5 separate regions of the Mus musculus genome follow, and all the other regions are linked to region 2. A link is a loop called in an ENCODE intact Hi-C map of the cell type or tissue named here. Cell type or tissue: heart. All regions are shown on one strand.

Evidence for each region. Hi-C counts contacts between places; a loop is a spot of excess contacts. Peaks named below come from ENCODE experiments on the same cell type or tissue, not always from the same donor. Only the 100,000 strongest peaks of a DNase experiment are listed, where the experiment ranks them.
Region 1: it touches region 2 in a loop (4-fold over the local background); 3 of 42 quality-filtered maps call a loop at or near these places.
Region 3: it touches region 2 in a loop (4-fold over the local background); 9 of 42 quality-filtered maps call a loop at or near these places.
Region 4: it touches region 2 in a loop (9-fold over the local background); 27 of 42 quality-filtered maps call a loop at or near these places.
Region 5: a loop joins it to region 2, with 4 times the contacts of the local background. A loop is called at or near these places in 10 of 42 quality-filtered maps.

Annotation. Positions count from the first base shown.
Region 1 is chr3:66,560,116-66,565,115 of GRCm38, forward strand. It overlaps the pseudogene Gm17952. Among named protein-coding and RNA genes, the nearest start is that of Gm35236, 160 kb to the left of the region's middle. In heart, no CTCF peak of the experiment used is centred here; no DNase peak of the experiment used is centred here.
Region 2 is chr3:66,408,076-66,413,075 of GRCm38, forward strand. No RefSeq gene overlaps it. Among named protein-coding and RNA genes, the nearest start is that of Gm35236, 10 kb to the left of the region's middle. In heart, a CTCF peak has its summit at 2,709 (motif pointing right); no DNase peak of the experiment used is centred here; H3K4me3 peaks cover 335 bases; H3K27ac peaks cover 222 bases.
Region 3 is chr3:66,983,808-66,988,807 of GRCm38, forward strand. It overlaps Rsrc1 (arginine/serine-rich coiled-coil 1), which reads left to right and starts at 1,855. Exons shown (of 10, transcript NM_025822.4): 1 at 1,855-1,999. In heart, no CTCF peak of the experiment used is centred here; a DNase peak (open chromatin) is centred at 2,084; H3K4me3 peaks cover 1,776 bases; H3K27ac peaks cover 754 bases; H3K27me3 peaks cover 276 bases.
Region 4 is chr3:67,342,563-67,347,562 of GRCm38, forward strand. The region is part of intron 7 of Rsrc1 (arginine/serine-rich coiled-coil 1); the gene reads left to right. Among named protein-coding and RNA genes, the nearest start is that of Mlf1, 29 kb to the right of the region's middle. In heart, CTCF peaks have their summits at 668 (motif pointing left) and 2,237 (motif pointing left); no DNase peak of the experiment used is centred here.
Region 5 is chr3:66,976,963-66,981,962 of GRCm38, forward strand. Shox2 (short stature homeobox 2) reads right to left here and starts at 4,809. Exons shown (of 5, transcript NM_001302357.1): 1 at 4,249-4,809; 2 at 1,224-1,432. The coding sequence starts at 4,594. It also overlaps a transcript of Rsrc1 not described here. In heart, no CTCF peak of the experiment used is centred here; DNase peaks (open chromatin) are centred at 2,049 and 4,299; H3K4me3 peaks cover 3,268 bases; H3K27ac peaks cover 1,140 bases; H3K27me3 peaks cover 4,569 bases.

The DNA.
Region 1 (5,000 bases), 150 kb after region 2:
TTTGAGTCTCTGTAACATTTAGAGACTTGTGCACAGACTAGCTGAACTCTCTTTTGCAGGAAGAATTGGGGCAGAAGGTTTTCTATGTCAGATAGAATTTTCACAGATTGGAAAGAATTGCCTTCCATCACTCTTGGGAATCTTTAAAATTATGCTAAACTATACAGTAATTTTGTGGCCGAAATTCCAAGATCATTTTAAAAGAAAAGGCCCCACTGTATTACTTGTATATTGCTACTCATGAGTGATAAAAAAAAATAAAAGAAGGGGAGAGAAGGAAGGAAGAGGGAAAGAAAAGGAGAGAAAATATGAATCAAATGCAGCAAAAAGCAAAAGAAAACAAACAAACAAAACTAAAAAGCCAAAGAGACACGGTTCCAGATATAAACAAGAAAAGAAAAATGGGGGAAGTAAAGTTGAAAGAACACCATCGGCTTTTGAGAGTTGCATGGAGAAAGAGAATCACTTCATTTAGTAGTGTGACAAGAGGTGGGTCAATCACACTTGAGGGCAGGTCCCACACCCAGGGGTAGCTGGGCAATACAGATTGGACACCAGGAGTTCTATTTTTGTTTGTTTGTTGTTGCTTTGAAAGAAAGATGGATGGCTAGGAAGGTGTGGGTGGGTTCTAGGCACTGGGAGAGGTAGGATGGATATGATCAAAAGAAATTCTTTGAAAATTTCAAATAATTAATAAAAGTTTTAAAAATATAAGTAGAACAAAAGGTTTAGAGAGAAACAAAAATGGGGGCATAGAGAGGGACAGGGAATGAAGAGGTATTGAGCATCTGAAGTTAGCTCTTGTTATCTATAGGCAGCAGTAAGGGAAGAGAGAAACAGGAAGGAACATGGATGCAATGTATACATAAATCCAATAGGTACAATATATACAATACACGCATACAAACATCATACATATATTTGTCTCCTAAACCAACCAACATATTTTTCTTCAGTCCAATATTTCAGTATCTGGGACTTGTACCCATCTACCTGAACCAAAGAAAAACCCAGTACTGCCAGCTTTCTAGGCTGCACTGGGTTGGAAAGAGTGCTTCCTAGTGCCAGGGAACCATCAGGAAAAGGGGCGATGGAGAATTACTGTCTTTCCACCGCTGCCTCCTCTGTCTTACTCTCAGCTAGACCCAAGCACCATGCTTCAGAGAGTAAGTTCATTCCAGTGCCGTCAGAAGAGCCCCCACCATCCAAGGCTCTGAGAAACTTCCTAAAATAAGCAAATATTTTCTCAGAGATTTGCTTTATTTTCAAGATCTATTTTTTTCAGCTTTACTGTTTTTTTTTATTGGAAAAATAATACAATATATTTTGATTATATCTTTCCTCCCCTAATTCCTCCTAGACCCTCTTTCTCTCTCTGATCCCCTCTTTTCCTCTGCACTTAAACCAAACCGAACAAACAAATCCTATACGCACTCACAAAAGGAATCAAAAATAAATAAGCAAGAGACCAATAAGACAAAACAAACAAAACAAAACAAACAAAAAACTCAACCAAAGCAAAATGGGACAAAAATTCTACAAAAATACCACTGAGATTATTTTGTGTTGGCCAACTTACTGCTGGACATAGGGCATACCTTGAAGCGTGGTTAATATGCCCTGTAAGACTCCACTGGAGCAAACTGATTTTTTCTTGGCCAATGGTATCAATTGCAGATAGCTTCTGGGTTAGGGTTAGGAGCCAGTGTCTACTTCTGTGTCTTAGTACCAGGGATCCTGTCTGGCTTGAAACTGCCCAGGTCTTGTGCACGCTGTCAGTCTCTGTGAGTTTATATGTGCATCAGCCCTGGAAGACACTGTTATCTGGCTCTTACAATCTCTCAGCTTCTACATAGATCTCTGAGCCTTGAAGGGAGGGATTTTATGAAAACATGCTATTTAAGATTGAGTGCTCTGAAGTCTCTCACTTTCTGCACATTGTCTAGTTGTGGGTCTCTGTGTTAGTTCTCATCTATTGCAAGAAGAAGCTTTTCTGGTGAGCAAGGGCCTGATCTACCGGTATAGCAATATGTCATTAGAAGTCATTTTATTGCAATGCTCCTTTAGCAGAATAATAGTAATGGGTTTTCCCCTAGGCCCATGACCCATCTAGTCGCAGGTGCTTGGCGACTGGAGAAATGTCAGGCATGGGTTCCATCTCATGGTGTGGGCATTAAATCCAATCAGAAGTGGCTGGTTACTGCCATAACATTTGTGCTGTTATTGCACCAATATATCTTGTAGGCAGGTCACTTTTGTAGGTCACAGGCATTGTAGCTGGTGGGCACTGATGACTGCCTTTCTCCTCTGGTAGTGTGTGGAATACCTTCTAACACCATGAACAATATTTTTTTAGAAGGGGTGAAGCTTCTAGGTAGGCGCCAGCTCTATTTCTGAGAGTTCAATAAAGTGTGTAAGCATTGTTTTCAGTAATAGGCCCCTGTGAAGGTCTGCTCACTTATTTGTTTCTCTCTCTTTCTTTCTGAGACAGGGTTTCTCTTTGTAAAGCCTTAGGGGGGTTCTGGAACTCACTCTGAAGACCAGACTGGCCTCACACTCACAGAGATCCTTCTGCCTCTGCTTCCTGAGTGCTGGGATTGAAGGTGTATGCCATCACTGCCAGGCCTATTTGTTAGTCTTAAAGACTTTTTTTTTTAAAAACTGGATTCAGACTTAGAAGTAGAAGTACTCAGGAGGACAGGCTATGCTTCTTGGCAACCTGCTTCTGGTGCTTTTCTTTGGCTTCCTTCATTTTCTTGGCCAAAAGTTGAACATATTCTTTAGTTTTCTCCTTGTTTTGCTTAGTGGGTTGTTTCTTCAAAGTCAGCATTTGAGTTACAGGAGAGATGACATAACAGAATGGTAGATCTTGGGTTCTTCGGTCATGGGCTTCTTATCTTCTTTGTTTAAGGGATTCTGACAACATATTGGCGGATAGTAACTTCTTTTAGAGAGACTGAAAAGCTTTCAGATCCTGTTAGCTCTTGTGGGCCTCAACTGCTGAGATACAATAATATCTGTTAAGTATCCTTCTCTCCTGTGTTTGAAATAATTATGTTGAGAACACCCCATTTGGCTTCCACAATGCATCCTTAAATAGATTTGTGCTCTCTCTCTCTCTCTCTCTCTCTCTCTCTCTCTCTCTCTCTCTCTCTCTCTCCCTCTCCAGTTCCCCTTGGTCTATAACAAGAATGCCCTCAGTCAATGGCCAGTACACTCTGATGTGGATCAAGACACCCACCTTGCTTTGTGGGGAAAACCTTATTTGCCTTTCTCCCCACTGGCAAGAACACACACCCTTGCCCTTTTCATCTAAAGCGTCAGCAAATACTTTTGTGGTCAAGTGCTTCTGATAGAAACTACAAAACTTGCATGCATTGTTCTCTTCAATGAGTTTCTGACACCTGGTGGCTGGGAAGGAGATGTTCAGCTTCATCTGGACACAGACAACTACTAGGCAACACCAAAAGGAGCTCCTCAGAGATTCTTGGCACGAGCCCATTTTATATCAGCACCTTCCACACTTCTCTTAGATGATTTCCCAGAAACCACTTCTTCATTGCTTGTTATAGTCTAAGTGAGCTCTGTCTCTCTCTGTCTCTGTCTGTTTCTGTCTGTCTCTGTCTCTGTCACACATACACACACTCTCTCTTACTGTTGTTTTTGTTGTTGCTATTGATGGTGGTGGTGGTGGCTTATTGGTTTGGTTTGGGTTTGGTTTTTTGAGACAGAGTTTCTCTGTGTAGCCCTGGATGTCCTAGAACTCTCTGTATAGAACAGTCTGAACTCAAAAGTCTGCTCGCCACACGTGGGCAAAGTCTCTACTTATACTACTCACTATTCTTCTTTCACTCCAAGATAAGCCCTGAACACCTTTCTTTTGAGAGGGAGAGAAAGAAAGGAGAGGAGAGGAGAGGGGAGGGGAGGAGAGGAGAGGGGAGGGGAGGGGAGGGGAGGGGAGGGGAGGGGAGGGGAGGGGAGGGGAGGGGAGGGGAGGGGAGGGGAGGGGAGGGGAGGGGAGGAGAGGAGAGGAGAGGAGAGGAGAGGAAAGGAGGGGGAGGGGAGGGGATGGGAGGGGGAAGGGGAGAGAAGGCAGGGTGTATGTACAAAAATTTGGCTGCATTGTAGAGAATTTGTGTTCTTTTTTTTTTTCTTTCACTCTATTCCTATTTGTGAACTCTACTAACTGACTACAGAATAAGACTCTTGGGTCTGCAACATGCTTTCAGAAACCTCTGATTTTTCATCTTGGACATGGGGCCCAGCTTTGAAAACTTCTCAACACTATAACATAAGCATGAGGCATTGCTGAGCTTGGAGGGATTGAAATGGTCTATTTCTTTTATAGACAGCATGCTATCTTACACACATGGATGCCATAAATTGGTGCATGTGATAATTTGTAACTGTACTTCAGCCAAAAGCAATTAAATGTGATGTGTTACTAAAGCTAAAAAAGATAGCATTTATTTCTTAATTCACATACTCATGCAAATGGTCAAAGAAAACATAGCATTTGGGGTGTTTACTGGAGTGAATACAGCTATAGAAGGGAAAAATGTACATGGATGTAAACATGGTATAAAAGCCCAATGGAGGCCATTTTGTTATGTTATCTGCTTCTGACAAAGTGCCTTCATTTCAATGAACAACACTCCATCCTTTCTAACACGTCAAAACAAGACGGTTCTCAACACGGAGGTGCCACTGTCGCTGCTTATTTTTTTCCTTGCTTTGTGATTACAAGTGCTGATCACAGCTCAGATAGTTGTAAAATACAAACCTGCTATCATAGCTTGCATGTAATTAGTTCTAAATGTGTGGCCTATTTACAATAGCAAGAAGTACACTGTGTACCACAAACACTTAAAATGCTAGCTATTGCCATGCTTTTATGACAGTCATTAACTGAGCCCCAGCAGCAGATATTTAATGTGACAGTTGCATTAGCATACCACTCTGCTGATAAGGAAGCTTGCCTTGCCATTTGCAATGCGCTG
Region 2 (5,000 bases):
TATTCTTTCCGTTTTACAAATATGAAGAAAACCCAAGGCACAGATGTATCATGTTGCTCTGCCCCACAGTGCCTTGTAGTAGGCACAGCCTGCTTTTGGGAGCAGGGAGCATGTTCTCATCTTCCTTACCCCACCCTGTCCAGCACTGTGCATAGCTCATGGTATCCACTTCCTATATTGCATGCCACTTCAGCGGGATGCAGGAATTCAGTAGCCCGTTATGTTTTCTTGCAGTTGGGTATTCTCACCTAGTAATTAGTATCACACCTACAGATTAAACCTGAAGTGAACAGACGACACCCTGGTGGCAGAATAAAGCCCCTGCAGACCCCTGAGGGACACAAGGAAGAATCTATTGCTCAGCTGATGGGATGGGACAGTCCTCCATATAGCCTGGCTATTTGCAGCTCAGGGCTCTCTGTTCTTCAACCCTATGCCTCACTGACCCCTATTCAGATGGCAGTGAGTAGAAAGGGATGTGGATGGCTTAGGGGGAATAAAAATATTATTGGAATCTGTAATTGGACATTTACTGGAGGCTTGGGCTGATAAAAGGACCATCAGAAAGAATCAGCAGTGATTAACTCTATAGCCATACCAGAGAGGAGCAAGGCCAATCTACCCCACCCTCAACTGTGTGTGTGTGTGTGTGTGTGTGTGTGTGTGTGTGTGTTATGGAAAGAAAAGGGGACTGTAGGTTCCTACCAAGGATGGTATGCCTCCTCTCTCATGGTAATAATCAGCAGTCTCTGGTCACAGAAACCTAGTTTCAAATGTGGCTCTGCCACTTAAAATCCAAATGACCTCTGTCCAGAAACTGTTTCTGGGCCCTGGTTTTCACATCTGTTAACAAGGTGTGACACGCCTATATTTCAGAGTTGGTTCCAGGAATAGACGAGGCTCTGTACATAGCCAGCGGGCCCAGGAGCTAATATGGGTCTTGTGGACGGGAGGAGTCGGAGCCATATGACTGGAGGAGCCTGCACAAGCCTGTTGTGGAGGTTGTCGTGCTTCACTCTGATGACCTCTCCTATGAAGGGTCTGAGCTTTCCACCCCCGAAAGTCTTTCTTGTGTTCAAGAAAACTATCTGAAAAGGATCTGCAAGCTGCCATGTACAGTCCTGTTTGAGGTTGTAAGGTGTACAATACTGCTTTGTTCCCAGCAACCTGTAATAAGAAATTATACGTTTTAAATTTAAATTATAAGAATTAAAGTTCTTAAATTGTGGAGAACATAGCTACCACTTGGGGCCTGAGGATGCAATTGGCCGTGACTGTATTCTCAGGTGTATCACGTGTTCCTTCTCATTCTTTTGTTCTTTTCCTCTAGAAGGCTTCTTTCATTCCTTTCCCTATACCCAGAATTCCCCTTCCGCATTGTATTAAAAATCCTTCTTACATTTGTTTTTTTAAAAATGTTTTTATTTTATGCACACTGGTCTTTTGCCTGCATATATGCGTCGGTGAGGGTGTGAAATGCCCTGGAGCTGGAGCTACAGACAGTTGTGAGCTGCCATGTGGTTTCTGGGAATTGAACCTGGGTCCTTTGGAAGAGCAGCCAGTGCTCCTAACCGGTGAGCCATTTCTCCAGCCTCCAGCAAACTCTTTTTGATTGTTTGCTCTGAGCCCACCTGCACTTTCACTCTGCACATGGGACAAACAGAGCTCAGAAGAGATTCAGTAACTTGACTGTTATGGCAGCTTACAAGGTATCCCATTGCAGGGAGCTAGAGGCAGATCCCAGGGAGAGGACCTATCCAGGTTTCAGTCAAAAGAGCCTGTGTCCAGGACATGTTGCCAGCATCCCTTCCCACATCCCCTCTTCCTGATGGTGAAAGTGTTCACATGTGCCCTGTGCTTAATTGCTGCATATTTTACTTCAAAAATAATTCTGGCCTTTTCTTGAATCAGTTTTTGCTTTAAGGCATTTTATATTATTATTTCAGTGACAAAGTATATCACTTGGCATTAATATGTTATAACTAAAGACAGTGCAGAGTAATACAATTGTGTAGACTTCTAATTATATTACGAGTGGGGCAAAGAAAGTAAGGCAGAAGTCTGTTCTTGACTGGGAAAGAGAACGGCAATTTCAGCGGTACCCAGTACACGGAAAGACTGAACCAAAGTGTGTTTTAGAGCAGCTGTCTACAGCATCACACACTACTGAGAATGTTCTTCTTTGGGATCACTAGTGTTGTTCAGAGTCTGAGATTCTGTAGTCCAAGGTGCTGCCACACTAGAGACCACTGTCTCCAGATGGACAGTGGATGCGTCTTTTCCTGTACAGTCAACCCCACCAGGGGTATTAAACCCAAAAGACTTCTGGACAGTTTGCTTTGCCATCAAACACCCAACTCTTCTCTATTTTCACAATAGAACACACCCAGAGGATTTAAGCATAAATTTAGCAAGTTTTCTGCAAGACTATTTTGTTCATCCCCGGAAGTATTGTCAATGCAATTAAATTTGAGATAATGAATCACGGAAGTTGATCTCAGAAGTGAAAAAAAACCTGTGATTTAAATTGCCAATATACAGATACTTTCGGTTCTTGCAAGCCACTGCCAACTGTGCATGCCGGAAGTTAAATTCTCAATAGCTTGTTATTATTGATGCAACCATTAGTCATTAAAAAAAAAAAAAAAAAAATCTTGAACTAAGTAATTTGCATCCAAAAGATGACATCAGCAACACCATGAGCTTGTTGTTCTGGGGAGCGGTCACTAGATGGCGAACTTGGAATTCAAAACTTAAAGAAAAAAAAAAAAGAAAAAAAAGGAAGAAAAGAAAAGAAAGAAAGCAATCTCAGCCTCCGAGGAACAAGACTGCTACCAAAGCATCTATTGTACTTACAAAGCTGCATGTGCACAAGCAAGAAGGTACCACTTGCCCGGAAGATGGTATTTTCTTTCCTCCCAGACTTTGATATGCCTCTCTCTCTCCTCAGGACAGGTCACTTCTCTGCACAGGCACTGTTCCTGTGTGAGTTCACCTTTTGAAACTTACTCTATTCCTAGCCCTGTGACTGAGTAAAAAAATGTGTTCCTTAAGATGTGGCTTCTTTCTTCCTCCGGCCTTGACACCACTCGCTCCGGAGAACTAAGGCAGTGCATCTTCTAGCCGCATTCCGGATGCTAATCCAAGGCGGTCTGCAAAAGCTCGTTGATTTGTAGAGCAGTCCTTCTCCTCCATGAATTATATGCCATCTTTATTCTCCCTTATGATGGTGGCAATAAATCGTTCTTTAAAAATTTTTTTTTTAAAGAAAGTCTGTATCAATGGAGTGGTTGTTCTTGTAGCAACTCTTTAAATATGGTCATAATGAATAAATACATGAGCCCGGTTCTCTTCTAGGAGTGAGGACAGGAAGTCGGAACGACACCTGTGTGTGGTCGATTCTAAAACAATAGAATACATTGAGACTTCTGTAGCAAATCAGGGAGTTTATTTGCAAGTTCTAATCCAGGGCTAACTGGTTCTCTATCACTAATAGTGTGTGTGTGTGTGTGTGTGTGTGTGTGTGTGTGTGTGTGTTGGTGTGTGTGTGTGTGTGGAATACAAGGGAAGGACTGAACTAGAATATGAAGTTATTTTGTTTCTACACCAGTTAAGTGTTTCTGTTGAGCATGAAACACAAAAGAGTCTCTTACACACATTGACTCTCTGGCTGCAGCCACAGAACCTAGGCACCTGGAGCTCTGTCCCCAAGTGGCTTCTCCTAATTTGCTAAATAACCTTGGGCAAGTCTCTTAACCTTTGCAAACCCCAGCTTCTCTTTCTACAAAGGGGGAATCCGAGAGCTGTCTCTTCCCAATTCTTGGGAACATCCTAAGGATTAATGAAGAGAGAAAGGCAGCCAGGGGTCCACTGTGGCTCTCAGAGAGGTGGCTCTAACCTTCGGATGAAAATCATAAACATAAACAGAACCAATACACACTGGCAATCCAGGCTGAAGTCAAGAGGTCTTGACATTCTGTGGGTTTCCATTTTTTCCCATTCCTCAAAGATGATGAGCATCGGCAAAACAAAACAAAATACCCAACAATGCCTTTATTTGCCAAAATTCTCACTGGATTTTTTAAAAATTTCTATTAGTTTGTATCTATAAGTGAAATGATTTTAAACCTTCCAAAGAACTGAAAGAAGAAAAAACAAAAACCAAAACATGCAAACTCTGGCTCTGCCTAAGACACTGGTTATTCTTGCCTAGACCTTCATCTAAGGGAAGCGTAAGCTCCTTGGACAATTAGCTTTCTATTTGGCTGACAGTAATTATAACCATTCAGGGCTTTGCCTGTCCCTCTTAGGATGAAATATATATTCATGCTGCAGAATTCCAGTATCAAGACTTTTTGGGCAGAACCCTGAATGCAAGGAAAAGATCGATTTTAACCTATTTTAAAACATTTGATCTAATTTGATATTTCTCATTTTCAACGGCTTCCAGCAAATAGATGAAAATAAATGTCTTGTCACATGTTGTGCTGTGGACTATGCCTTTGGTTTTCAAAGACTGTGGAAAACGGGAGGAGAATCCTCTATTAGTGCCGTGTGATGCCTCAGGATTTTCCAGCTGTCATTGTTCAAAGGTCTATTTTTTTTAGAGCCTTGTGGGATGACCAACTGGATTATTTGTTCTAACACGCTGTAAGTGATCTGGGTCTCGGAGTCCTTTGGCTGTAATGATAAAAAGAGGTGGGACACAGTGGGGAAGCATCGGGCCTTCTTCAGTATTTGTGGGGTGTGTATGAGACTCTGTGCCTGCTTCCTAGACAGACATCCAATCCTGATATCTGAAGAGAAGGAAGAAGAAGAAATTATCAGGATTATGCCGCTGCTGCCCCTTTCTCTCCTGAAGTCTAATTATTGTAGTGGCCTGCTGCCTTGATTAAGGCTTTCCTCCCTAAATAATTAATTTGCCTTTATACAAGTGTGTTTGCCTCTTACAAATCTTAACACATAGCACTGAGGACCCAGGCTCAGCAAACCTACTTTCC
Region 3 (5,000 bases), 580 kb after region 2:
AGGCATACCTTTACATGGTTAACAGCGATTGCATTAAACATTTAGGTATTATTGAAGTACATGAACTCTTGCTTTTATTATTTCACAAGACTCAAAACCTTACTGCTTCCTAACTTCTATGAATTTAGGAGCAATGTCACATTGAGCATCGGTCTGCTATCTGTAACACTGTAATTCCGGAGAATAATCACAGAATTTTACTCTTTTGTGAAACTGTTTAAAAAAGATCATTTAGTAATGGGATCCACTAAGTTGACATGGTGTTTCAGTAGCTTTCAACCTCTATGACGAAATACATATTCGTAAACACCTCCCAAATAGCCCCTGCTAGAAGCCTGGTAAGAGATCAGGAGACCCCCAGACGCTTCTTCATCCTTTTAACCACAGGACTTAAATACAAACGCTTATGCCATCTTCTGTACTAGAAGGATGACCACTTTAAAGGTAACCAGAGAAAGATCAGGCATGACTATCCTGTAATTTGAACCAATAGATTTCTCTATTATTTCATCTTCTTGACTCATTCTAACTATAGGGGTGGTAGATGAAGCAATGATAAATCTCCAGTGTCTGACTCCCATTTGTGTAAAGGAAGTTTAATTTAAAATTTTTATTAGCATATAATTGTATGGTTTTCTTTATGAACTTTTCACATATGGAAACATACACCTCTTCTGTTAGCCTCTTATATCCCCCCCCCCATTCCCTTCCTCGCCATCCCCAATAGTCCCTCTTTTAGGAAGTTTCAGTTTTAAGAAATTAAAAGTTTGGAAATTGTATTAATAAAAGCTATGAAGTATGATGTTTCACCAAACAGCAAATATTTTCCTGAGAAAAGACATTTCAAAGCCTTTATTTTATTTTATTTTATTTTATTTTACTTTGTCAAAGTTTTGAAAGGAACATTGACTTTAAAACTCAGGAGACAGCCTATGGACAGATACAAAAATAATCAGGACCCCCCCCCCCCAAGAGTTCCCCCAGTTTTTGAATTATTTAAAACAAACATGTAGTGTTGTGGTTTTGTTTTAAAAGAGTCCCTCAAAACTGGCTAGTTAAGGTCCAGTTACTTTCCAGGAATAAACCTATACTGGAAGTGAGTTCCATCTCAAATCTCTGTGGAAATCTGAACCTTAGTATCTAGCTAACAGTAGGCCTGAATCCAAGTTAATATTTTATATATCTCCTCATTTTTGTTTCCTTATACTAAATCATGAAAGAAAAGTCATACAAGGAAAATATTGTATATTACAGAAAATGCCACGTTTCTTTAATTTCGGTAATAGAAGCTTCTTTCTTTCTTTCTTTCTTTCTTTCTTTCTTTCTTATAAATCTACCCATTTACTTTCTCTTCTAGAGGAACCTTCTCCTATCGGGCAGATTTCTTCCTCCTATCTAACAGTTTCTTTAATAGGAGAAACTAATTGCTTCCAATCCGTGAATGCCTTCACCTTCATGGCAGGAAAAAAAAAAAAAACCCACCGATTTTAATGTATTTTTTTGCAAATAAATCATTACAGTTTAATCACACACGACTCTATGCAGACACACTCCCATGATTTATTATTGTTGGGCGAATTTCCACCTCGCTCAACAGGAACTAACCAATTTTGCTCTACGCGGATGTCTTAAACATAACTTCTTACGATGTAGATGTTTGCTGATTATCTGTGACGATAACGGCGAATACTAAGGCAGTAACATCCCATAGTACCACCTTTATTGCTTTTGGAGAATAAGAAAATCCAATTATGCAAACACGCAAAACAAACATTAAACAAAAAATTGGCGGCATGACAATCCACTCGCTCGGCATTCCTAATGGTCCAGCAGCCTGCATCGACGCACTCGACAGCTCGGCTGAAGCTGCCTGGTGCTGGAACCAGGAAGGCGCTGAGCTTAAATTGAAGCAAGTTCTGAGGACGCCGGTGGCGCCGTGGTTAGAAGAGGGGGTTCCAGGTCCCCACGTCGGGAGGTGCGAACCCGAAGGTCGAGCCAGGTGATGCCGGCGTCCAGAGCTTGGGGGCGGCGCCCGCGAAGGAGGCGTAGCGAGGCCCAGCTCTGCGGGAGGCGGCGTGGGGCCTGGCGCAGTCTGTGGCCAGGAGCTCGCCGAGGGTTGGGCCTGGGCCCGCGGCGTGCGGTTTGTAGCCGTGCGCATGCGCCCCGCACCTTGCAGGGTCCCAGCCTGCTGGCTCTGGGCGAGGGGGTCGCCGGAGTGGTCGCGGGTGGCGAGCGGCCGCAGGCCCCAGGCTTGGCCTACAGTGTGGAGTTGATGTGGAGAGGTAGCCCCCAGTCCGCGGGTCCCGCGGGTCCTCGATCGCCGTTCCTCGGATTCCCAGTTGTCCTTCCTTTTTAGCCAGGTTCACTCTCACCTCCTCCAGGTAGTCGGAGCGAGGGGGAGGCTGTGGCTAAGTGTGCACGGAATCCCCACCCCTTCTCCTGTCTATCGGATGCTTGTTGGCTGGAGAGAGAATACATGGTTAGACAGACCCTTCCTGTCTTGACATATACACACATCACTTTAAACAGTCTGTGAATTTACCTTCTAGACTTTTGGTCATGTGACCAGATAGTTAACTCCTGAACTCATTCACCTTTCTCAGGAGTTACAATGGATGTTGTCTGCCCTCGATTTTAGGTTATTATTAATGTAATTTCTGAGTTGTATTTAAAATGTTTATTGAGGGGGGGGGGAAAGCTCTAGATTTGCCAGCAGCCCAGTTTTGTCCCTACTAAGTACTAGGTTGTTAAATAAATTCACACATCATGTGCTGGCATATGAAGGTATTCGAGTTGTCATCTTTGAACTTAGATGTAAAAGCTCCCAGTGAAGTAGCTACGTAGAGTTTTCAGGTTTTAAGGAGTGGAGCAGATGTGACAGGTACAACCATGTGGGGAAAGCAGCTCTCCTTTGAGAGCTTCTCCAGTCTTAGAGTTTATGAATATTCACTTTCTTTGCAGACAAAGGAGATTTCTTGCTAAGTGGTAGCACTTTATGACTGTATGTTCAATAAGAAGGCTAAAAATGTCTGAAGCTGAAAAAGACAAAGGCAGCTGGCACTTGTCTGTTAATTGGCCTCGATGACCCAGTCTCTACATATTCAGCGTGGAGAGTTGTGATGTGAATTGGTTGTCATAGGGTTGTTGTAGTGCATTTACAGATAACTTTCTTCTGGTTTCACTCCCAGAATATGGGAAGGAAGTCCTGTGATTTGTTAGTTTAAAAAGAGACACTAAATAATCTACAGAACGTTGTTGCAACAGTAGTTTTTTTTCTAATTGAAAATAATGTTATTTGTATACGATACATTCTGTTTTTTGTTCTTTGTTTTTCCAGACAGGGTTTCTCTGTATAGCCCTGGCTGTCCTGGACTCACTCTGTAGACCAGGCTGGCCTCGAACTCAGAAATCCTCCTGCCTCTGCCTCCCGAGTGCTGGGATCAAAGGCGTGTGCCACCACGCCCGGCTGTATACAATATATTCTGATGATGGTTTTCCCTCATCTCCCAAACTAACAAATAAAGAAAAAGGAAACTAAGAAAGCATGAGAAATGTGTACACACACACAAACCATAATATACAAGCAAAAGATCGGTATGGTTTACAAAAATGACCAAACAAAGCAATATGAGAAAAAAAAAAAAAAGTTTCCAAAAAGATCTCTGTGTTTGTTTTATGTTGGCCATCTACTGCAGGAGATGGAGCCTGCCCTTAAGTGTGGTTTGTGTACCCTTGGGAACTAATTGTTCCTTTTCCAGCAATTGTTGATTGGAGATGACTTCTTGTTGGGGATGGGAGCGCTTCTGGAGCACTCCAACCTCGATGCTGGTATCCTTTCTGGTTTGGACCTGTGTGGGCCCTGTACATGTGTCATAGCGTCTGAGTTCATCATATGTCAGTCTTAACAGTGGTGTTTTGACAGAATTCTTTTTCTTTTGAATTTTGCCTTGTTATATCTGAATTTTTGCCTCTGTTCTTACAATTCCTTTGGATGGTTCTCTGTTTCTGGATTCCATAGTATGTTAAATAGTGTTCACCCTAGTTTTACTTTTTGTTTTGTTTTGTTTTGTTTTTTCCAGTGTCTCTGGCAGCCCAAGGGTGATCTTGAACTTGCTGTGTAGCCTGATGAGATTGTAGGCATGTGCCACCACACTCGGCCATTTTACTTTTCTACCTTTTATTGAGGAGGGGGCATGTACCCAGGATCAAAGATTCTGTTTTCATTATTTAATGAAACACTATGCTGAAGTACTTATAAACTGCCATGTCCTCTGTGAACCTTTGTTCTCTTAAACTAATTGCCCTTCTGAAACATAATAACTGCTTGTTTTATCCTTATTAAGGATATGCCTTGGCAATTGGAAAATGCTGGTTCACTGAGTTAGATGTGTCTGTCAAATGTTGGCATCTTTTATTGTATATCAAGCATTCACTTTTATTAATATTGCCTCTGATCCTAGAAAAAAGGAAATCTGAGTACTAGGCAGATACAAACTGTCCAAAATTCAGATCTTTCCGTGAAGAGCTGCATTTTATAATTGGTGACAAATACCGTTAATTTTCCTTGCTGTAAAAGGCTATATTTACTTAGTCTGGGAAAAAGGCTGCCAAATGATCATCTGTTGGCAGTCTTACAGTAAGAAGCATGTTTTACAATAAGAGCAGCTGCTTGCAACTCAGTCACACAGGTTTTTAGGACAACCAGCACTCTTCACTGTATAATAGATATTGTATTTATTGAAATTTAATGAATCTCATAATTTTCATTTCATTGCCAAGGACATTTTGAGTGTGTGTGTGTGTGTGTGTATGTGTGTGCACGCGTGCGCGTAGTCTGTCTGCTGGTGCTGTTGGTAGACTGGGGATTGAACCTTGGCTTTATAGGAGCTGGGCAAGTTTCCTACCACTTAGCAAGATTCTTGGCCCTATCAAGAATGTCACTGAGACTCCAGGGGGATGTAAAGTGGGTGGGGACCAGGAAAGAATGTAATGACCCTAGT
Region 4 (5,000 bases), 930 kb after region 2:
AAATGGCGCTAAGCATGCATCTATAGTAACATGCATTTACTAAGTATTTGTCATGATCTAATAACCTCACACGAAGCAGGAGTATCACTAGGATTTTCATGGCTACTTTTTCGTGTTACCCTTTTCTGCTGAAATGTCAGAATGTCCGGGTGTTCTTGCCTGTTTCCCCTGTCTCACATAGTTCCCTAGCTTCTTTCTGATCTCTCTCTCTCTCTCTCTCTCTCTCTCTCTCTCTCTCTCATGGGGTACCCACCTTATTTGTTTATGATTTGTCTCCTTACTATACACTCTCAGAGCAATGCCTCATGTGGTCAATGTGCTCAAGTATTTGAAAGGCAGAAAGAAGAAAGGGGGAGGGAAACTTTCACTCCTCCTAAGACATGTAGCCCATTATTATCTCACTACCAGAAAGGAGAACTCAGACCTGCACAGCTTGCACCATTTGCCCAAGGCTACGACAGCTTGTAAGTAGCACGGAAAGTTTGACCCAGGCAGTCTAAACCCACAGATTCTAAAACTATCGCTTAGGAGGCTGGAGAGATGGCTCAGTTGTTAAAAGCACTGGCTAGTCTTCCAGACGACCTGGCTTCAATTTCCAGCATTCACATAGAGGATCATCTGTAACTCCATTTCCAGAGAGCCAGTGCCCTCTTCTGGCCTCCTTGAGCACAAGCCATACATGCAGGCAAACACTAAAGTAAAATAAACACTAAAACAATGAATTTTTTTAAGTCACTTGCACATTTTATTTTTAATGTTTTAATGCCCCTTGAATTTTAGTTATTCAAAAAATATATATTAATTGCTCACTAAACAATACAGTACCCTCAACTAAGCTCTTAAGGTAACAGAGAGATATGTCATCTCTTAACTGAGGAGACAGAGCTGCCACTCACACAGAGGTCATGATCAGTGTGAGACAGCATATGCTAAGAGCCAGGTGAATTATGGAAGAGGTCTCTCTTCACACCAGTGGCAAGTGACAGCATCATTAAAACATATGTATAGGTATGGCCGTAAATGACAGTGAAAATTGAGAGATATGAAAACTTTCTAAGTAAGATATTCAGTGAAGATTCTGTTTTTATGAATCACAATGGCCCAATTTGCTTGTACTTTTTATGTTTAACTGAAATTCTTTGATAGTATGGCCACACTGAAATTATTTGTCTCATTTAACATGCCAGAGGAAGTATTTTAATATGGTGAGCTTGTGCTGGACCACCCCCCAGCCACGTCTTGTGAAAACCACTTGAAGAACCTCTGCTTCCCTTGGGACAGTGTTCACAGCATCAGCTTCTGGAAGCTTCTAGGCAAGGCCTTTCTACCTAAGGAGTCTTCTGATTTTTCAAGCTCTTTGTGGATATAATTTTGTGGAAATTTGTTTTTAAGAATGTGTTTTATGAACAGCTTATAAATGTTAAGATTGGATAGGTTTCTAATGTATTCTTTTTAAAAGAAATATTGAAGAGATATTGGTTTATGTAATGTATAAGTGCATAGCATGTATCCAGTGGTAAAAGTATAAAATCTGGTGTGAAGCTTACCATCTTCCTTCCTAAGTGGCTATTGTAACTGCATAGAATTCCACTACATTATCTAGCCTTTGGTTCTGGTTCATAGTCTGGCTCTGCTTAATTTTGCTGCGTGATTTCTTTTTTGCAACTTTTTATGATAAAGTTTATATAAAAGAAAAAAGATAAATTGTTTTTAAAAGCAAAGCAATAACTGTAAATTTTATGTTTATAAGAAATTATCTTAATAATTTAAACTTTCTAATTTTATTTACCTACAAGTTCTATTGAAAACAACTTTCCTACTCAAGTATGTTGTCTTGTTCTTCATCCTTGGAAAGCACTGGGAAATGCTTTGCAGTACAGATGCTGATTGTCTTATTTAAAACGGGATGCTCATGGTTGTTTTGTATTCCTGGCTAATATCCGAGTCAATTTAATCTGGAAATTGGGTAATACTTTGTATTATTAATGGATTTGTAGCAGTAGTGTTAGTGTATAAATATATTTTCCTGGAACAATATCATAAATAACTCAGTAACCTAGACCAACTGACCCAAATTTTTTGTTAACATAAAACGCATTTTAACTTTAGATAAGTTCATAAAATATTAATAACTGGAAAGAACCAGTTGACAATGAGCTCTTTGCATGTGTTAAAGATCTCTTTGAAGCACCAGTTGTCCTCATCCCAATATGACATCTTGGGCAATAGTGCCATCTGCTGTTGCCATCCTGTTACTGCTAGCACAGGAGGCGTTAATGTTTGTAATCAAAAAACTGGTGGTGGGGACATCCTCCTGGTGACAGGGGGTGGGGAGGAGGTATGAGATGTGGAACAGTTTGAGAGTGGACTGGGAGTGTAAATAAATAAATAATAAATAAAGTATTTTTAAAAGGAAAAGAAAACTAAAATTCTCTATTTTCAAATGAAGTTTAAGAATTGCATTGGACTTCATTTTATGTATTTCACAGTGTAAATCTGTATATCATCATTGATATACAAATTGGTGATATTTTAAAAGAAACTTTGTAAATGCTATTAGAAATTGAAATTGTCAGGAACTTCAAATAGAGCATATATATATATATATATATATACATATTCATATATATATATATAATCAAGAGTAATAACATTTCTTTTTCATAAAAAGAAATCAAAATTACCTTCTGCAAAAATAATTAATACTGATATTTTTGTCTCAAATGGGTTTTTGGTTCCTTTTTAGGAGAGTGTGTGTATATATGTGTGTGTGTTGTATTTACCAATAATATACTTGTAGAAATCACTAAGTGCTAATGAATGTGTTTCCTTCCTGGCTTTTAAACATTCTTTAATGTTATTCTTCTAGTAACTTTTGTCTTTCACGCTGACCATCAAATTCAGGAAACACCTACTTCTCTCCCCTAAGCCATTTGAACTCACCCTCTCACTCTTCCTTTGGCTTTGAGTCAGGGGTTCACTATATCACTCAAGCTGGCCTTGCACTCTCACCACACCCAATCCAGCCTTGGTCTCACAATTCTCCTGCCTCATCTCTCCAAGTAGCTAGGATTACAAGCCTGTACCATGAAGCCAGGCTTCTAATGACTTTTCCTTTCCTTTCTTCCTTTGTGGCTCATAAGATGATTCTGTGCACTCATGTAAGCATGCAAAAACATAACGGAGTTAACACAATTGGTCACTCTTAACTGGATACAGAGTTTCTTTAGGTGACATGTAACAAAGAACCTGAACTCAGAAGAGCATGGTATGTGTTGTTGGTACATTACAGTCGTTCCTAAAGCTGCAGGTGATGCTCAAGACTTGGATTTGTGGATGTCAATACTAGAATTTTGAATATGCAATCTAAAATATTTTATGGTTATTGTTTTCAGATACTATAGAGCAGAGTTATTATTATAAAGCAGAAATTTTGCATCTCCCATGCATCTTCCTGTTTTTAATTTAAGTGTCATTGTTGCTGAGTTTGGGTTGAGCATTATAAGATGAAACTCATGTGGCTTGTTTCCACAGCGTAAATCAGGCAAGCTGCCTTCTCCTCCGTGCCCTGTCACCTTGTTAGTCCCGAGGTGATTTTTTTCTTAAAGGACAAAGATAATGTTCTGTTTTCTCTAATCTTTCTTCTCTCCTTTATAATTTCTACAGTGCTATTTTAATAAGCATACTGGCCCTTTGGCCGGGCCTGTGATACCATGCTTATTTATATTAGGCACTGGTTGTATTCCCAAATTTAAAGCTACAAACACTACAAGCTTTAGAGATCAGTACTGTTTCTCAGTTCACCTCTGACATTTAATACTAATGATGTGCTTTGCAAATCCAAATGAGAGAATATGTTAGACAGTTAGAGAAAGGAAATCCAAGAGAGCTAGTAGCTGATACGTGGGAGGCAGCATCCTGAAGTCAGAAATAAGGCTTCTTGTTGAGAATTCGTGACAGTAAATAATCCTGGTAAAACTAACTGGGATTTTTTTTTTTTTAAAAAAATACTGTTTTCAAGGAGACATTAAAGTTGGTACCTTTCTTTTGTTATTTTTCTCTGCTGTCGCATTCTTCCTATGCATAGAACCTTAAAAATTACATGTTACTAAGAGATCCATTAATATTAATACATTAGCCAGACAAAGAATCTCTCATTTTATATGCTTAGTACATCACATAATTAAAATCCAGAGAACCTTTTATACTAAAGCAAAGGGAGCTATTTGCTGCTTTGCAGCACTTTGGCAGTGCGTGAATTTATACAGGAAAACGTGTTCTTCAAAAAAATGGGGACATAGGCTGCAGCTGCTCTTGCTTCTAAGCCTTCACACAGCTTCTCAGTGAGCCAAGACTGGGCTCCAATGGGAGAGCTAATCTTCCCCTTGAGTAAACAGATGCTTGCATGGGACTAGACCAATCACTTATGATTGGCCAAAAGTTGAGGCAAGGTATTTAAGGCAATATCAATTTTTATTACCCTTTGCTTTTGTGTTCTTTATGTCTGTCTCAGTGGCAGCCCCTACACATTCAGGCCAGGGCTGCTGGAGTGCAAGAGCCACTCTCTGCAGATCCTTTGCCTAAGGCCAGCCATCAAACTAGGTATCTCAGCTAAGCAAGCTAGCCACAGCCATTACCCATAAAGTCTAAATCCAAAAAAATCAAGCTGCCTTAGTTAAGTCTACATTGGCTCCTGATTGGTATTGGTACGGATTGGTATCAGTGTGGGCGAGAGTTTCAACACACATTTTTTTTTTTTTTGTCCAGCTAATGTGGAAAAGTAAGCCCAAAAATAAGAATTGACACCTGAGTCCTCCTTCTTATTAAAATGTGATCTATGAAAGAGAACTACTTCAGTAACTCAGTCATCATTTGAGCATTCATAAAAGCATCATAAAACTATGAAGCAGATAACTGTATAGCTGTACAATAGTAAAGAACGCTCTAAGGGTAGAGAGTTGCTGTGAAAGCATCCCCAGTAAAGAGGGATGTAGTATACT
Region 5 (5,000 bases), 570 kb after region 2:
TCTTGACTCTTTTTTCCCCCCTAGAAGAGTTGGAATGGAGATACTATTACTCACGGCTGCAATAATTATCACGGTTTTAAGGGGTTGCGGAGTCTCTAGAGAGCTCAGCACAGGCTGCAAAGCAGAACAGGCTTAAAAAGGGAAGGCTCTAGGATTGACGTCGTGATGACCAAGGCGGCCTATTATTATTTTTTCTCTGTCCACTTTACTGCTCTGTTTTTTCCCCCTGATCCTATTACAAGATGCGGGGAAGCCCCATAAGAATTGTGCATAGTTCCTTACAGATGGTGGTCTCTCCGCCCAGAGACCCAGGGAGTATCTGTTACAGCGATACTTTGTAACAGCTGCAGATGTTCTAGCCTAAAACTGCTCCATGTGTTCAAACAAATAATGACCATCATTTTCTCCCAATTTTATTATTTGAGCGGAAATACAATCTGAAACGTTTAAATTTGTTCCCTATAAAGCTGGAAGGATATGTATGTGTGTTTATAATTCCTCCTTTAGATTATCCTCAACCCCACCAATAATGAAAAAAGCTGCAGTTCTGACCCCAAGTGATATTCTGAAGGCCAGGCTTTGCAAACATCAATAATACGATGTGTATGTTGTTTTAAAATGGAGTTTTCATGGGTTCAGGTTCTTTGCGTTGGTTAAGTGGAGGAACAAAGGGTGGGCAAACATATTCTATGCCCTCTGTTTCTCGCTCAGTTAGAGACCGATCCGCTAGCAGTACACTGTAAATTTTTGCACTTAACAGATGCTAATTTTCTTTATAGTCTGTACATCCATAAACCTAATTGGTATATCCGTTTGGCAAACCTAGACCCTCAACGAAACCCAACTCCAGAGAGCAAAATACTCGTTGTAACTTTTAAGGCTTCAGAGATAAAACGTTTTCTATGGCATTTTTTTTAAGGCTTATAAAAGTAGGCCCATTAGGATTAAACCACATTAAAGACAGCGAGGGGCTAGGGGGGTGTGGTTAATAGAAACTCTGGGAGCAAGCCCAGCACAGCTTTCTTTTTCAGCGAACATATGTTGGCTTAGGAGTGAAAGGGGCTACGGGATCAAAACCCATTTTAGAAAATAAGATCTTTAGAAAAGATGTCCCCCCCCTTTTTTTTTCATCTCACACCAGACACCTGCAGCTTCCCCGCAAACATTAGGTATAGCACTCTGACTTTCAGGACCCAGCCTCCACCTCCTCGCAATGGGGGTACCTGTACTCGGGCCTCAGAGAGCCCCAGTCGCTGGCTCAATTCCTCGCGCATGAAAGCGTCTGGATAGTGGGTCTCATCGAAAAGCCTCTCCAGCTCGTTGAGTTGTTCCAGGGTAAAATTGGTCCGACTTCGCCTCTGCTTGATTTTGGTCTGGCCTTCGTCCTCCATCCCTTTCGCATCGTCTTTGCGATCCTTCAGTTCAGGGGACACTGAAGAGGGCACCACGGAAGGACCACACGTGCGTCGGAGCACGCACCACCACACACACACACACACACACACACACACACGAACAAAAAAAAAAAAAAAAAGCAAGACAGTCTCATTACCAGATTTTTCCAGAAGGCTAGAGACTCCTAAACCCTGGGAGCGCGGGATCCCTGTGAAGACCTGGAGAGAGGATGGGGTCTCTGAGACCCGCAAAGTCTCGTCTGTATAGCTGCCTGGGGACAAGGTGGGCACGCGGCTACCCAACTCAACTGGGGTCTTAGCTTACCCTCTCACTACCTGTTCCCTTCCCTTCTGTCAACACCAAATGCATTCCTGACCCTATGGCACTCACTGACCCACGCACTCACGGAAATCAAAAGCGCTGCGCGGGCCTCTCCCAGAGCCCGGTCTCGGTTAAAGGGCGCGGCAAGGCCACGCGATGGCCTCGCACGCCAGCTATCCCCAGAGGGCTGTTCCGCTGTCCCGCCAGCCTCTGCTGCCTCTGGCCCTTTGCCTCCCGCAAACTTGCTGGTCTAATTTAGGAACAACTGGGCCCGCTGAAAGGTTGCAGCAGGAAAACGAGATTCTGGTACAGCGCTGCGCCGAAAGCCACGTCCCCGGGTACCCAAGGGCTCGGACCAGACCCCTACGGATGGTTCCATCAGCAACTAGGCAGTCCCTGTGCTCCCTGCCAGACTCGGGTCGGATTGGCACAGGCAACCACGCCATGTTGGCGGCCTGGATGACTGGCCGCCCACGCTGGGCCAGAAGGGTAGAGGCGGCAAATCAGACAGACTCTGGTGGTCAGCAAAACCCACCGCTGCATCTGTCCTCTCCTTCTCCCTCCCCGGTGGAAACCAAGGATCGACCCTAAAGGCTTAAACCCACTGAGATCAACAGGTTCAAGCAGAACATTCCTCGGTTTCTATTGGCTGTTCAAAACCTTTTCATGCATCCAGCCGCTCGGATGTTTAATAAAATATGCATTTTCCCCCTCACATTCGTTGCTACTTTGCTGTCCTTCCATGTAAAAGATAGGAGCTCTGGCAGTGTGAGCAAATAGAGCCACACGAGGGGTGGTATATATGTATGTCAAAAGGCAATGATGAGGACAGTCAAAGTCAGGCCCATATCAATACAAGGTCCACCCAACCTTCATCCTCTGCATGATTTGGAGATGGATGTCCACTGTCAAAGCTAAGTTTAGATAGTAGAGGCTGTTTTTGATTCCTCCCAACCCAGGAACCGGATCAACACAGAGGGGAAAAAATTAAGTCGAAAGAGCCAAGCTACAAAGAAATTAACACTTGCCCAGAGCTTGGAAATCAACAACCCCAGCAACTGGCTCACCCAGGCTTGCCAGGGCTATGTAACCCGAGTCTCAGAGCTATGAACCTTGAAGGGTTACTCTGGGGGCCCCTTTATCATTTTACCCTATCACGTTCTAAATTTAGGGGAACACGGCCGGCCGGGATCTCGGTGAAGGCAAAGCGCCCCATCTTGCCCCAGCTTGGCATTCTATACAGTAACCTTATTTATTGCCTGTATTTCTGCTTCTCAGAGTTCATTTTGTGGACGTTTGTTCTTCCTCCGGGAAGGAAGTAGATAAGGTCACAGCAAACATTAGGGGTCAATTTAATAGAAAACATTACTAGGACAATCTCACTAACATCTTAGTAAAATTTAAACAGGAACATATATTCTTCAGATGGGAAGGTGGACTGGCTTTGTCTGTTGTCACCCCCAGAGTGGATTCCCCTCAAAGTTTAGGGGCTTCAAAGGAAAACAAATCCAAATTTCAAGTTGATTAATAGACTTAATATAATGTCTCTTTCGCCCCCAACTTTCCACTTAATGGCCTAAACAGGAACAGACCGTGTTATAAACAAGTTAATTGCTTGCTTAAATTTGTGATTCTACGCATGCCACATATTTTCTTAATTGGAAAAATATGGCAGCACACCAGTTACTGCAGTACCGAGTGCCAAATTAATTTTTAACTTTGAGTTGATGGACGCTTCACCGGTTAGATAAAGCCTTTTTCTAACACTGCTCTCTCCAAAAGTCTCTCTCTCTCTCTCTCTCTCTCTCTCTCTCTCTCTCTCTCTCTCTCTCTCTCCATCTCTTTCTCTCTCTCTCCTAAAGTACTGCACGATTCTAGCCAGTAAAGAAATTGTGTATGTAGTGTCCTCGTCGTCGTCCCCCACCCTCTACTCCTCAATTCCTCCACCGAGAGGGAATCACCTTGGCCTGGACCTTTGGCTGGCTCCTACCTTAACTGTTCAGTAAGAATGTGAAGTTTGGTCCCCAAGATCCGGAGATTTGGGGGCTTTGCAGAGTTACAGTGGTTTTGATGGCAAATCTAAAGAAGGGCAATGTCGTGTGGCTCTCCTCTTTCTCTCCCCTCCCCTTCTCTCCTTTAGGCTTAGGAAAGGGGTTCTGGCAAACTCGGGACTACGGGCTAGTTACAACCGGCCTCCTAGTGAGCCCCTGCCGCACCCCTTCTCGCCGCGGGCCACACAAACTTCGCCGTCCCGCAGCGCGGCCCCATCCTCCCGCTCGCGAAAAACATATTTCGGTGCAACCGGAGCGACAGAGAAGGGTGCGCGAAACCCCACGCCCTCCCCCACGCGAGGACCCCACCCACGACGGAGCAGTCTGGCCTCCTACCCCTCCACTATCCCGGTATCTCCCAAAGCTGGGGTCCAGGGCCCTCTGCGATGCCGCCCTCCTCCCGCTCGGGTCCCGGGTCCTCTCCCGCCCCGAGGATAAGGGAAGGCAGTAAGGGGAACCGCGGCCGGGGGCAGGCCGTTACCCTCCGTCAGCCGCGGGCTGCCGGGCTCCCTGCTCCGCTCCGCGGCTCCCATGTCCAGCTCCCGGACGGGAGAGCGCCCTCCTCCAGCTCCTCCGCCTGCTCCTCCTCCTCCAGCACCTCCTCCGCCTCCTCCGCCTCCGCCTCCGCCTCCTCCCGCGCCGCCGCCTCCGCCGGCCGCCCGGACTGCCGGGCTGCTGCGGTCGTCGCGGCCCGGCTCGACGCAACCGGGCTCTTTGGCCCCGCGCAGCGGCCCGCTCTCTAGCACCTCCCGGTACGTGATGGCCTCCTTCTTCTCCTTCACTTTCTGGTCAAAAGACTTGGAGACGAACGCCGTAAGTTCTTCCATCGCGGCCGCTGCCGCCGCCGGTCAACCTCGCGCTCAAGCTCTCCCTGCCGAGCCCCGCTCTTTTTTTCCTCCTTCTTTTTTTACTGCTCCAGCCCCCCCAATAATAACACATCAATGGGGCAGGGGGATGGGGGAGGAGAGGGAGGAGGAGGAAGAAGAAAAAGAGGAGAAGAAAGAAGAGGAGAAGTAGAAGGAGAAAAAGAAGTAAGAGGAGGAGGAGGACGAGGAGGAGGAGGAGGAAGGAGGGGGTAAAGGGGGAGAGGGGGGAGGAGGGAAGGGGCGGGGGCCGCCAGAGGGAAATGGGAACTGATGCTTCCCTGCCGGAGTGCGCGTGTTCAATGTTAAGATCTTTGACAATTCTTCCTGCGGAGAGTTCAGATCTGATAGCGACGCAGCTCTTGAAGTC